2 separate regions of the Homo sapiens genome follow, and region 2 is linked to region 1. The links are chromatin loops, found by intact Hi-C in ENCODE. Cell type or tissue: IMR-90. All regions are shown on one strand. Links, peaks and the distances in the headings refer to the core of each region. The heading gives the core; the rest is flanking DNA. Region 1 overlaps SHROOM3 (shroom family member 3). Region 2 overlaps SHROOM3 (shroom family member 3).

Region 1 (5,379 bases), core at 152-5,151:
TCCCAAGACCACTTGAGGACTTTTTATCAAAGCAAAGGAGGTGTTAATGAGACGGATAAGATATTTCTCATGTACTGTTGGTACTTGACTCCTTTCAACTCTGCTAAAACACTAACAATCCATGGTAAATGCTTTATGTGAGCTCTGCATGTGTTCTAAAACTTGACAGCATAAAATAACAGCTTGTCTTGGCTATGAGTATGGACAGCAATTATTGAAGGTGGAGTGTTGAGGACTCACAATTTCAACTTTCTAACAATTAGAGCCATGAAGATAAGAAATGAACTGACTTGTCCAGTAGTGGGAAACCATGCAAGGAGAGGCTGGGTAAGCAGAAATACTGTAGAAGAGTTCCCTGCACTGGACCTAGTGGTGAGGTGGGAGTTAGGGATATTTGAGGAGGAACGCTGAACCACCTGCCTATCCTACAATGCCCCCACCAACTCGTTATGCTGGGAATTCTCCCTTCTGCCTCTGTTTTGTTTTGTTTTTATAACATAGAAGTTGACTGACTTGGTGTTTACCCACCTCATAAGATGCTGGGATAGACTGATATTACATGGATTCAACTCTAACTTAGTTGGCTATTCAATAGTGTCTACTTTTATTTTTTCTTTAGAGACAGGGTCTTGTTCTGTCCCCCAGGTTAGAGTGCAGTGGTGCAATCATATAGCTCACTGCAAACTCAAACTCCTGGCTTCAAGTGATCCTTCTGCCTCTGCCTCCCAAGTAGCTGGGACTACAGGAGCATGCCACCACATCCGGCTTCTTGATTGATTGATTGATTGAGATGGAGTCTTGCTATGTTGCCCAAGCTGTTCTCAAACTACCGGGCTGAATGGATCCTCCTACTTCAGTGTTCCAAAGTGCTGGGATTACAGGTATGAGCCACCATGCCCAGCCTACTTTTTAAAGTATTTGTAACATGTAACTAAATCTTGCCTGAAATAATATCATTATTATACTACATTATTTTTCAGTATAGAAAGTTTAATAATAATAGCAGCTGATATTTTATATGAAGACCACTAAAGCTCTGGCCAAAAGAAAACACTTTTAAGTCTGACAGTAATCCCTTTAGAAGCTACTTAGCATCTCATAATGTTGGGCCCTGGGATTCATTCTCAATTTAAAGGGAGTTAAAACTTACTGACTAACACACCAGTTAGGTCTTCAGATTGTCTCTCCAAAGTTTTAAGTATTTCTATATCATGAGTACTGCTTCCACTTATATCTTTTTTGGCTAAACAAACTAGTTCTATAACTAATATCATCTTCCAACTAGCCAGAGGTTTAACTAGAAAATCCTGCCATAGGAGAGAAGCAGGATACATGCAGCTGCACACAGATTAAAATTTTGCTCCTTCCTTTAGATGTATAATATTATTACTGGATACTGCCATATGTGGATGGAAAAATATACCTCCAAATCAAAAGGCAGAATTCCCTCTGAGCGGGTTTAGAGTAGAGGAATAGAAACACTTGGGTTTTACAACAATGAGAGGAGGCAGAGGCAAGCAGGGGGTTTGGATCAGAAAGAACTGTGTCTGAGCAAGTTTTTCCTTGGAGAAAATGAAAACATTGTTCTAAGAATATTTCAAGAAGGAAAATGTGTGTTATTCAACATGGAACTGATTCAGCCTGTGTTGAACAAACAAACTTCCATGGCTGATGATCCGGACACTGGGTGAAGATGATAATCCTTTCAGGTATGATTCGCCAGAAACTCCAGAAGCTGGAGCCAGCACAGGGTGTGCCTGACGGGCAGTCTCCCCAAGTCAGGCTGATCCAGAGGCTGGGCATGTTCCGTGTGTTTCCTTGTAGAGTTCCTGGTATGGCGTGCACACTAGGTAAATATTAAAGAACTTTCCTCTGCCTAGCTTCATTACCCAAGGACACTGTGACCTTAAGAAGTTCTTATCAATGGAGGGCAAATATAAAAACAGTAAGGAGTTTGCCCTAAATTACAGCCAGAAAGTTCACTACGTAAAAACTGGGAGTCTCAGTTTCTTCAGGGAGCCAGGATGCCCCTTTAGCATCCAGGAATGACTTCCTATCACCCCACCGTTTTCTCACTTTTGCTAAATTGACTCAAAAGGAGGTGGCTCCCTTGTGCCCCTTCACCCCTGCCATGGCTCTTAGAAAAAAATCCAGCATTCCCGATAAGAAATAACCAAAACAACGAGATCGTTTGAATTCCACTGAGACCAATTCATCATGCAGTGTTAAAAAAAAAAAATCCTTCACACTCTCCAAGTTAAATAATCAGAATGAGAACGCAGACTTTAAGAGAGAGAGAGAGAGAGACACAGAGAGAGGGCGCACAAAGTCAACTGGAATTTGGGAGCTGAGGCAAGAAGTAACTTTAAAAAAATCATCTTCAACTCACTTAAAGATTGGTAGTGGTGATGGTTGCACAACAATGTGAAGGTGCTTAATGCCACCAAATTATACACTTAAAATGGTTAAAATGGTCAATTTAATGTTATGTATACTTTACTGCAATTTTTTTAATGGGAAAAAAATCACCTTAGAACTCTTCAAGCAAGCCCCTCCCCCATCCCTATCCACAGTGGAGGACAAATGGGTTGAGATTGTTGTGAAATAGTTTCTCATTTGAGGGAGGGCTACTGAACTTGGAGGAAAGCAGCCCCTCTCGTCACCAATTGCCTGAATCTTAACCCCCCAGCTGGGTCTGGAGAAAACATGTTCATCAGTGAGAACCTGCACACGAAATCCCTGACTCACCTTTGACTTTGGATCTCTCAATCAACAGAATAGGGAGATAACCTTAAGATCTGGAGAGGGGTAACGGCAGGATCCCTCTACACGGATGCCAACAGCTTTAAAAATAAAACCCAAATTACAGAAGAAATCATGGAAAGGCTGGGAGTGGATTCCCAAAGGTGTACATTAGTGGAAAAAACACACATATGAACAAAACAAGAATCAAATCACTACAAGAGTGTATCAAGATTTGTGGATATTTAGGAAATATATAAAAGTGGACAGCGGAAGACGAGGGGATGCAGTTATTTCAGCAACAAGAGGCTTCATCTCCAAATTTCACATTAATACATAAAGTAAAACACAAACCACTCTACTTTTTTTTGGTGTTTCAATATAATCTTCAAACCAGAAAAACTCTCAGTCTGCTAAAGGTTACTAAAAATCAAATTCTGAAGCTATGGCCACTTTTTAGGAAATTCAAAATTACCAGAAATGAACAGCTGTGATTTTGCTAAACAAAGAAAACCTTTCCACAAAATGCCAACATCTAACTCATACCTCGATGGCATATCACTCAATGAGAGTGAAAAAGTAAACATTTTCTGAAATGAGGGTGATTTTTTTTGGCTAGACAACTGCCACATGGTGGTTATCTTCTCTTTTAGTTTTACAATAAGGAAAGACAGGCACTGGCTTATTTGCTTTGGTTTGACAGATGATGGTCAAGCGTAGCTTTGAGATTATATCCTCATTACCCTTTATGAAGGAAAACAAAGTACAATCCATTTTCCTTGCAGAAAAGTCTTCCCCTTTCTTGCCCAGGAGATTTTTCAAAGTCATTCTCTCCTTGTCCTCCAAAAGATAAATAAAAATAAAACAAAATGGGTACCAGGTAGCAACAGCTTCCTGAGACAAGTTTGAAAATCTAAACTCGAGCCTAATAAGATGTTCACAGTTCAGTAGCATCTACTGAAAAAAAGTAAATTAATGTTATCTTTTATATTGTTACTTCCAGACAGAATACATAATGGTGTAAACATGATATTCTAGACTCTCTATTTAGGTAAATGTTAGGAAGTGGTGGATGGGCACAAAAGACTTAATTGCCTGCTAACACTGCTCTTAACATCTAGTCTATTCTGATAGACTGGGGTCATTTGAAAGGAAACTAAGAGTTTACAACGTAATTTGTTTTTTCACATTTCTTTTTTAAAGACTTCTGATCCTGAAGAGAAACATGGTCAGATACAGATTCTGAGGGCCAGTTGCAATGGCTCACGCCTGTAATCCCAACAGTTTGGGAGGCTGAGGCAGGAGAATCTCATGAGGCCAGCCTAGGCAACATAGTAAGACCCTATCTCTCCAAAACAAAAACAAAAATTAGCTGGGCATGGTGGCATAAATCTGTAGTCTTAGCTACCCAGGAGGCTGAAGCAAGAGGATTGCTTGAGCCCAGGAGTTTGAGGTTACAATGAGCTGTGATCTGTGTTCCAGCCTGGCTGACAGAGCAAGATCCTGTCTCCAAAACAAACAAACAAACAAACATACCAAAACAGATTGTCTATATGGACTATGATGTACTAGAGGCCTGGAAAAAGATTACTTGAATTTGCAAGGTTCAATGTATACTCCAGAAATGAAATAACTGCACTTCTCCATTCAGTTATCAGGAAATTATAAACATATACAAGCTTTCCTAAATGTTGAATGGTTAGAGAAGTGTTCTTGTTAATTGTATATCCTAATTCACTTAGTAAAATATTCTGGATATTAACACCTTGTCAGACATATTATTTGCAAGTATTTTCTCCTATACCCCTAAGTTTTATTTGGGACCTGAGATTTGCATTTCTAACAAGTTCCCAGGTAATGCTGCTGGTCCAGGGCCCAAGATTTGAGAACCACTGCTTTCCATAGCAAGTGTTCAGCACTTTACATGTATTAACTCACCCAAGTCTCATATTATCATTCTTGTTTTACTGAGGGAGAAATGGATTCTCAAAGAGATGAAGTAACTTGCTCAAGGTTATTCCACTAAGTGGTAAAGCAGGGGTTTTCCCCAGGCCTTCTAACCTGACACTGTGCTATGCTATGCTATGCTGTGCTGTGCTGTGCTGTGCTGTGCTGTGCTGTGCTGTGCTGTGCTGTGCTGTGCTATGCTGTGCTATGCTATGCTATGCTATGCTATGCTATGCTATGCTATACCATCTCTGTCCAATGCTATGCTATGCTATGCTATGCTATGCTATGCTATGCTATGCTATGCTATGCTATGCTATGCTATGCTATGCTATGCTATGCCATCTCTGTCCAATCAATCAAATCAGCTTTCCGGAGAGTATAATCTAATGACCAGGCCAATGGACTGAGAGAACAACAGGTGATGCTTTGCAAGCTCTGCCTCTTTTTCTTTAAATCAGAACTTTCCTTGAATGTTGCATTCTGGCTTCATTAAGATGAGTTGATTAGTAAAAGGAATCTGCTCTAAGGTAATGGGGAAAATGGTAGTGAGGGGAGAGAGACAGGGTGGGGGGCACTTGCCAAAGTGAAGCTGGACCAGGCTCACTGATGAACGAATGCGCTCCCTCGAGAGCTAAAAACTGTGCTTTGGTAGATTAGGCAAGTGTTGTGCCTTCTTCCCAAGGTTGT
Region 2 (5,379 bases), core at 233-5,232, 130 kb before region 1:
CCCGCCACTCGGGCTCCCTCTCTGGCTCGCTGGAGAGCTGGAAGGTGCTCTGGCTACGGAGGAGCCGAGCGTCCGGCCTCTGGGGGCCACGGCCGCTGTCCGACGCTCCTCCGCTCAGCTGCTGACCGCAGGGCTGCCGGGAAGCCTCTTCCAACTTCAGCTCCCCGTTTTTGAAGTGCTGCTCCCCGTTGCCTAGGGGTTCAGCTGACTCAGAGAAACGAATGTGTGCTTTTGTCTCCTCGAAGTCATTCCCAGAAGTACTGGAAGTTGAGACGGTCCTGTGGGGCCTATAGTTATGGCCAAAACCAGAGCCGCCCACACTCGGTCTCTGGCTCCCTTGCTCTCGCTGCTCGAATTTGGAGACCTTCTCCAGCACCGAGCAGTGGGGCTTCCCGTACTGAAAGCCCTGAAGAGCCGAGGCGCTGCCTGGGCCGGGCCCCCTCCGGCCCAGACTGGATGTGTGCGGGTGCGAGGGGGCAGGCGGCTCTTCGGGACTTGGGTCTGTGCTGTTGAAAGAAGCCGAGGCACCGGTCCTCCCCTCGGGCCGCGGGTAGGAAACCTGCCGGTCCAGATGGCTCCCGAGGTCAGGAGCGGCTTTCCTCCCAGGGTCTTCTGCCTTGGTGTTGACTGCACAGGTGGGCCTGCCCCCGGGGTAACCCTCCTGGGTTCCCCGGCCTAGCTCCAGGCTGCTGTGTCTTCTCAGACTCTCAGGAATGTTCTGGAGAGATGAGAAGGCTGACTTGGTCTTGCCAAAGTTGCCTGACAGGCTCTGGCCTAGGCCTTCTCTCTCCAGCCTCCTCCAGAGGTTGGCATTGTGGTCTTCCTGGAAATCGCCCTCCCAGGGCTCTGAGAGCCTGGAAGATCTCTTGTCTTCACCCGCTTGCCAGGCCTGAGCCTGAGGGCATTTGAGGCTGTGGGGATGAGAAGATGGTTTGTTACTGTGGGTGCTCTTTCTCTCATTGGAATGTGGGCTGTTGCCTTGGGGAGGTGTGAGATGTCTCTTCAGGGAGGCATCCTCCTCATTTTCAGGCACTGAACAGAAATGGACTTTGGAGGGGACATACTTGGCTGTAGCTTCTGGTTTCTTCTCCACTGGGGACAGCAAGTCATGTTCTAAGGGCTGGCAGAAGGCAAACCCAGGCCTGCCAGATCCATTCTGGTTCCCATTCTCATCAATGGTAGCCATCTTGTTGCATGCTCCCTGAGGGGCTATGTATCCACTCTCCTTGGCCAGTGCAGGGTAGAGCATACCGTTGCTACTCACAGAAGGCTGAGGCACCTGGGCAAAGTGTGGCTCCAGGGAAGGTACCGGGTAGATGCTGGTCGGCAGCAGAGGTTGGCCAGGTTGGGCCTTCTGGGTATAGTTATGCTTGGGCTTCACTGGGGGGCTGTTCTCTGGACTCTTCTCCAGCACAGTATGCAGCTGCTCCTCTATGAATGGAGACTTCAGGGAGCCTAAAGAGTTTGCCTGAGGCCGGCAGAGCCGTTTCTGATCAAGGCTAGACCAGGAGCTGGGCCGCTCACGGTGCCGAAATGCTGCGTAACTGTCACTCCGAGCTGGAGGCAGGGGTGCACCCACCTTAGGAGGAAGGTTGTCCGTGGCAGTCTCCAAGGAACTGGGGCACTGCTGGCTCCAGGATGGGGGTGGCACTCCCTTGCCCCGAGGAATATTAGACCATTTATCATAGCCCTGACCATTTGCTGAGGCTCGGGCCTCCCTACCTTGAAGCAGCAGGGCTGAAGAGTTCACCTCATACTCTGCTGAGACTCCCCTCCGGGTGTCATAGACTGTCTTGACATAGCGAATATCTGCCTGCCTCATCCCTTCGAGGAGGCCACCTCGAGCAGAAGTATTGTCCATGGAGCCTGAACGCTCCCGGCCAGAGATGCCAGGGTGTGGATACTCTAGGATGCTAGAACTGGTGGAGAAAGAGCTGTAAGCCGAGTCTCTCTTGTTATGGAAGTGGCTGAGCTGGTCAATGCTGCCGGTGGACTTGGCAGGGGAAAGATGACAGGGTGGGTATGCCCCACTGGGCTCCAGGCTCTCCATGCTCCCCTGGGAGCTGCACTGGTCAGGGCTCCGCCTTAGATAAGCATGGTCATAGTTGGAGAGGTCACTAGTAGAGGAGCTGGAAGAAAGACAAAGCAGTCAGTACCACTGAGCTGTTATCATTTAGTAGGCTTACAGGCAGAGGACCCAGCTTATAAATGTTCTCTTGTGCAAGAGGTTTGGTGTTTGGAAGGGTGGGTAAAAAGGGCCATATTTGGGCCTTGCTCAGCCTCCTTCTGTGTCATCGCTAGGAGTAACTGCCCAACACTCTAACCTATCTGCCTCTAATTAATCACCCAGGCTAGCAAGGAGAGGAATGAGGAGCTCAGAGGAAGCCACGTGGCCTTTGGGCACAGGCAGCACTTTGATGTGATTTGCTGCATGCTGGAAATGACATTTTGCATGTGCCAAGAAATGAGAGAGGTAGAAGAGTGATTGAGACTGAAACTGTGTGTCTACTGGGGCTGTTTGTGGGAAGAGGGGAAAAAGTTAATAAGAGAATAGGCACGGGTGAAGGAGACTTTGTGTGCACATGTATATGTTTTTAGTTAATATCTTTCCTTTTTATGGAATTGAAGGATACACCCTGGCAATCTTCCTGGAATCTTAACTGCACTAGAAACAATTTGTTTGTGGTGGGAAAGCTAAACACAAAGCTGAATGAGAGAAATTAGAGTCAGAAAAAGCTCATGAGAGGCAGAACTAAGGGGAAAGAGGGAAGGAGAGGGAAGCTTTATGAGAAGGCTTAATCACAGGGGCTCTTCGGTGCTGGGATTCCAACACCTGTGGATGACTTCCAAAAGCCAAAGCAAAGCCTCCTCATACATTTAGGAGGGCAAGATTTTCTCATTTACAAGCTCCTCCAGATGGTTTTCAGAGCCCGTCTGGAGAAGAGGAAAAAGACTATCAATCACTGTAAACTCCAGAAAGCTGTCTCAAAATAAAATTACTTAGAAACTCAAAATATATGTGTTTTTAAAAAATCACTTAAAACTCAACAATAAGAAAACAACCTGATTTAAAAACTGGCCAATCCTAAGAAGATATACAGATGGTGAAAAAGCAAATGAAAAGGCTGTCATCATAAGTCACTAGGAAATTACAAATTAAAACAACAAGATACTAGGGAACATGTTCTCAGGACGTCCTGAGGGCTCTGTCATAGGCAAAAACAAAAAACAACCAAACAAAACCAAGATACCACTACACACCTATTAGAACGGCCAAAATCCAGAACATTGACAATACCAAATGCTGGTGAGGATGGGGAGCAAGAGAAACTCTCATTCATTGCAGGTGGTAATGCAAAATGGCACAGCCACTTTTAAAAGAAGTTTGGCAGTTTCTTACAAAATTAAACATACTCTTACCATAAGATCCAGTGATCACATTCCCTGGCATTTATCCACTGGAACTGAAAACTCACGTCCACACAAAAACCCACACACGGATGTTTACAGCAGTTTTATTCATAATTGCCAAAACATGGAAGCAACAAGGCTGTTCTGCAGTAGGTGAATAAACTGTGGTATATCTACACAATGGAATGTTATTCATTACTTAAAAAAAAAAAAAAGAGCTGTCAAGCCATGAAAAAAATATGAAAGAAACTAAAATGCATTTCACTAGATGAAAAAAGCCAGTCTGAAAAGGCTACAAACCATATGATTCCAACTACATGACTGACATTCTGGAAAAGGCAGAACAATGGACACAATAAAAAGATCAGTGGTTGCCAGGTCTTAGGGGCGATGCAAGGAGGAATGGGCGAGCACAGAGGATTTTTAGGACAGTGAAAGTATTCTGTACGATACTATAATGATGGATACATGTCATTATACATTTGTCCAAACCTACAAAATGCACAACAGCAACAGTGAACCCTAATATAAACTATGGACTTTGGGTGATTATGATGTGTCAATGTAGGTTTATCAGTTGTAACAAATGTACTACTCTGGTGGGGGTTGCTGAAAATGGAGGAGGCTGTGCATGTATGGGGACAGGGACTATATGGGAAATCTCTGGACTTTGTTCAATTTCACTATGAAACTAAAACTGCTCTAAAAAATGTCTGTCTCTGTCTCTATATATATACACACACGGGGAGGGCATATATGAAGGAATAAGTGGTTTAAATGTTTGTGACTCACTGTTCTCTAAAGAAGGGTAAATCACTAGAAGTTCTTGCCCAAGATTTTCTATTTTTAAATGGATAGGCGTTTCAACACTATTAAAATTCATGATGTATTCTTCTATTTCTAGATTACATGTAAATAAATGTAGTGTCTTATTGGTCAAGTATGTGATAATGCTTTATGGCTGGAATATCTCCAGATAATATGTTGAGACTAGAAAAACCATATTCGGAGTCAAAACTTGTGCTGGAATTTAAGGAAAAGGAGACTACACTTTCAGCAGCTCTCCTCAAGAATGTAATTTTTCTCTATCAGAGAAAGTCAGTTGACTGAATGGCGCATCCTACTTCGGGACAGATAGGTATAAATTCAAGGGAGAAAGGAAGGAAATAGCTCCCAAGCCAGCCAGATCAGGGAAATCAGACCCGGCACTCAATGGCATAGCATATGTCAAAGATTTTACCCCCTACCCTGAATTTCTTCATTCCCCTCTAAATAAAGAGGTCCTACTAAAGAAGCGCTAGACAGCCTTGTGGATAATCCTGTATGACCCAGTCTGCTTCCTTTTTAGAGCTAATACTTCCAGGGGAAATGGAACCCCATAAGGGCCGTTTCATTCACCATTTCTATGAAGGTAGGAGACATTAGGTAATCCTCCTCCCAACTGCTGAGAATTTTAGCAGTCTTTCATTGAAAGGATAATTCAAATCTAACATAGGAACACACACAACAAATCAAAGTAAATAAACTGATGGTTAACTGAAACACTATCGAGTGGGGAAGATACCATCACTAAAATATATATATATATATATATATATATATATATATATTTTTTTTTTTTTTTTTTTTTTTTTTTTTTAAGATAGAGTCTCGGTCTGTCGCCCAGGACGGAGTGCAGTGGCGCAATCTCGGCTCACTGCAACCACCGCCTCCCGGGTTCAAGCAATTCTCCTGCCTCAGCCTCCCGAGTAGCTGGGATTACAGGCAGGTACCACCATGCCCAGCTAATTTTTGTATTTTTAGTAGAGACGGGGTTTCACCATGTTGGCCAGGCACGTCTCAAACTCCTGACCTCAAATGATCCACCCTCCTTGGCCTCCCAAAGTGCTGGGATTACAGGCGTGAGCCACCGTGCCCAGCCTAACATATCTTAAAATATAGATGGTATCTATAAATATGAAATCCCTG

What was found. Hi-C counts contacts between places; a loop is a spot of excess contacts. Peaks named below come from ENCODE experiments on the same cell type or tissue, not always from the same donor. Only the 100,000 strongest peaks of a DNase experiment are listed, where the experiment ranks them.
Region 2: it touches region 1 in a loop (2.3-fold over the local background); 7 of 110 quality-filtered maps call a loop at or near these places.

Annotation. Positions count from the first base shown.
Region 1 is chr4:76,608,181-76,613,559 of GRCh38, reverse strand. All of the region lies in intron 2 of SHROOM3 (shroom family member 3), which reads right to left. Among named protein-coding and RNA genes, the nearest start is that of MIR548AH, 35 kb to the right of the region's middle. In IMR-90, for the core only: a CTCF peak has its summit at 2,300; DNase peaks (open chromatin) are centred at 1,679 and 2,269; H3K4me3 peaks cover 350 bases; H3K27ac peaks cover 1,640 bases.
Region 2 is chr4:76,735,511-76,740,889 of GRCh38, reverse strand. It overlaps SHROOM3 (shroom family member 3), which reads right to left. Exons shown (of 11, transcript NM_020859.4): 5 at 1-2,129. All of the region lies in intron 2 of SHROOM3-AS1 (SHROOM3 antisense RNA 1), which reads left to right. Among named protein-coding and RNA genes, the nearest start is that of SHROOM3-AS1, 64 kb to the left of the region's middle. In IMR-90, for the core only: no CTCF peak of the experiment used is centred there; DNase peaks (open chromatin) are centred at 2,289, 2,649, 3,459 and 4,279; H3K27ac peaks cover 4,068 bases.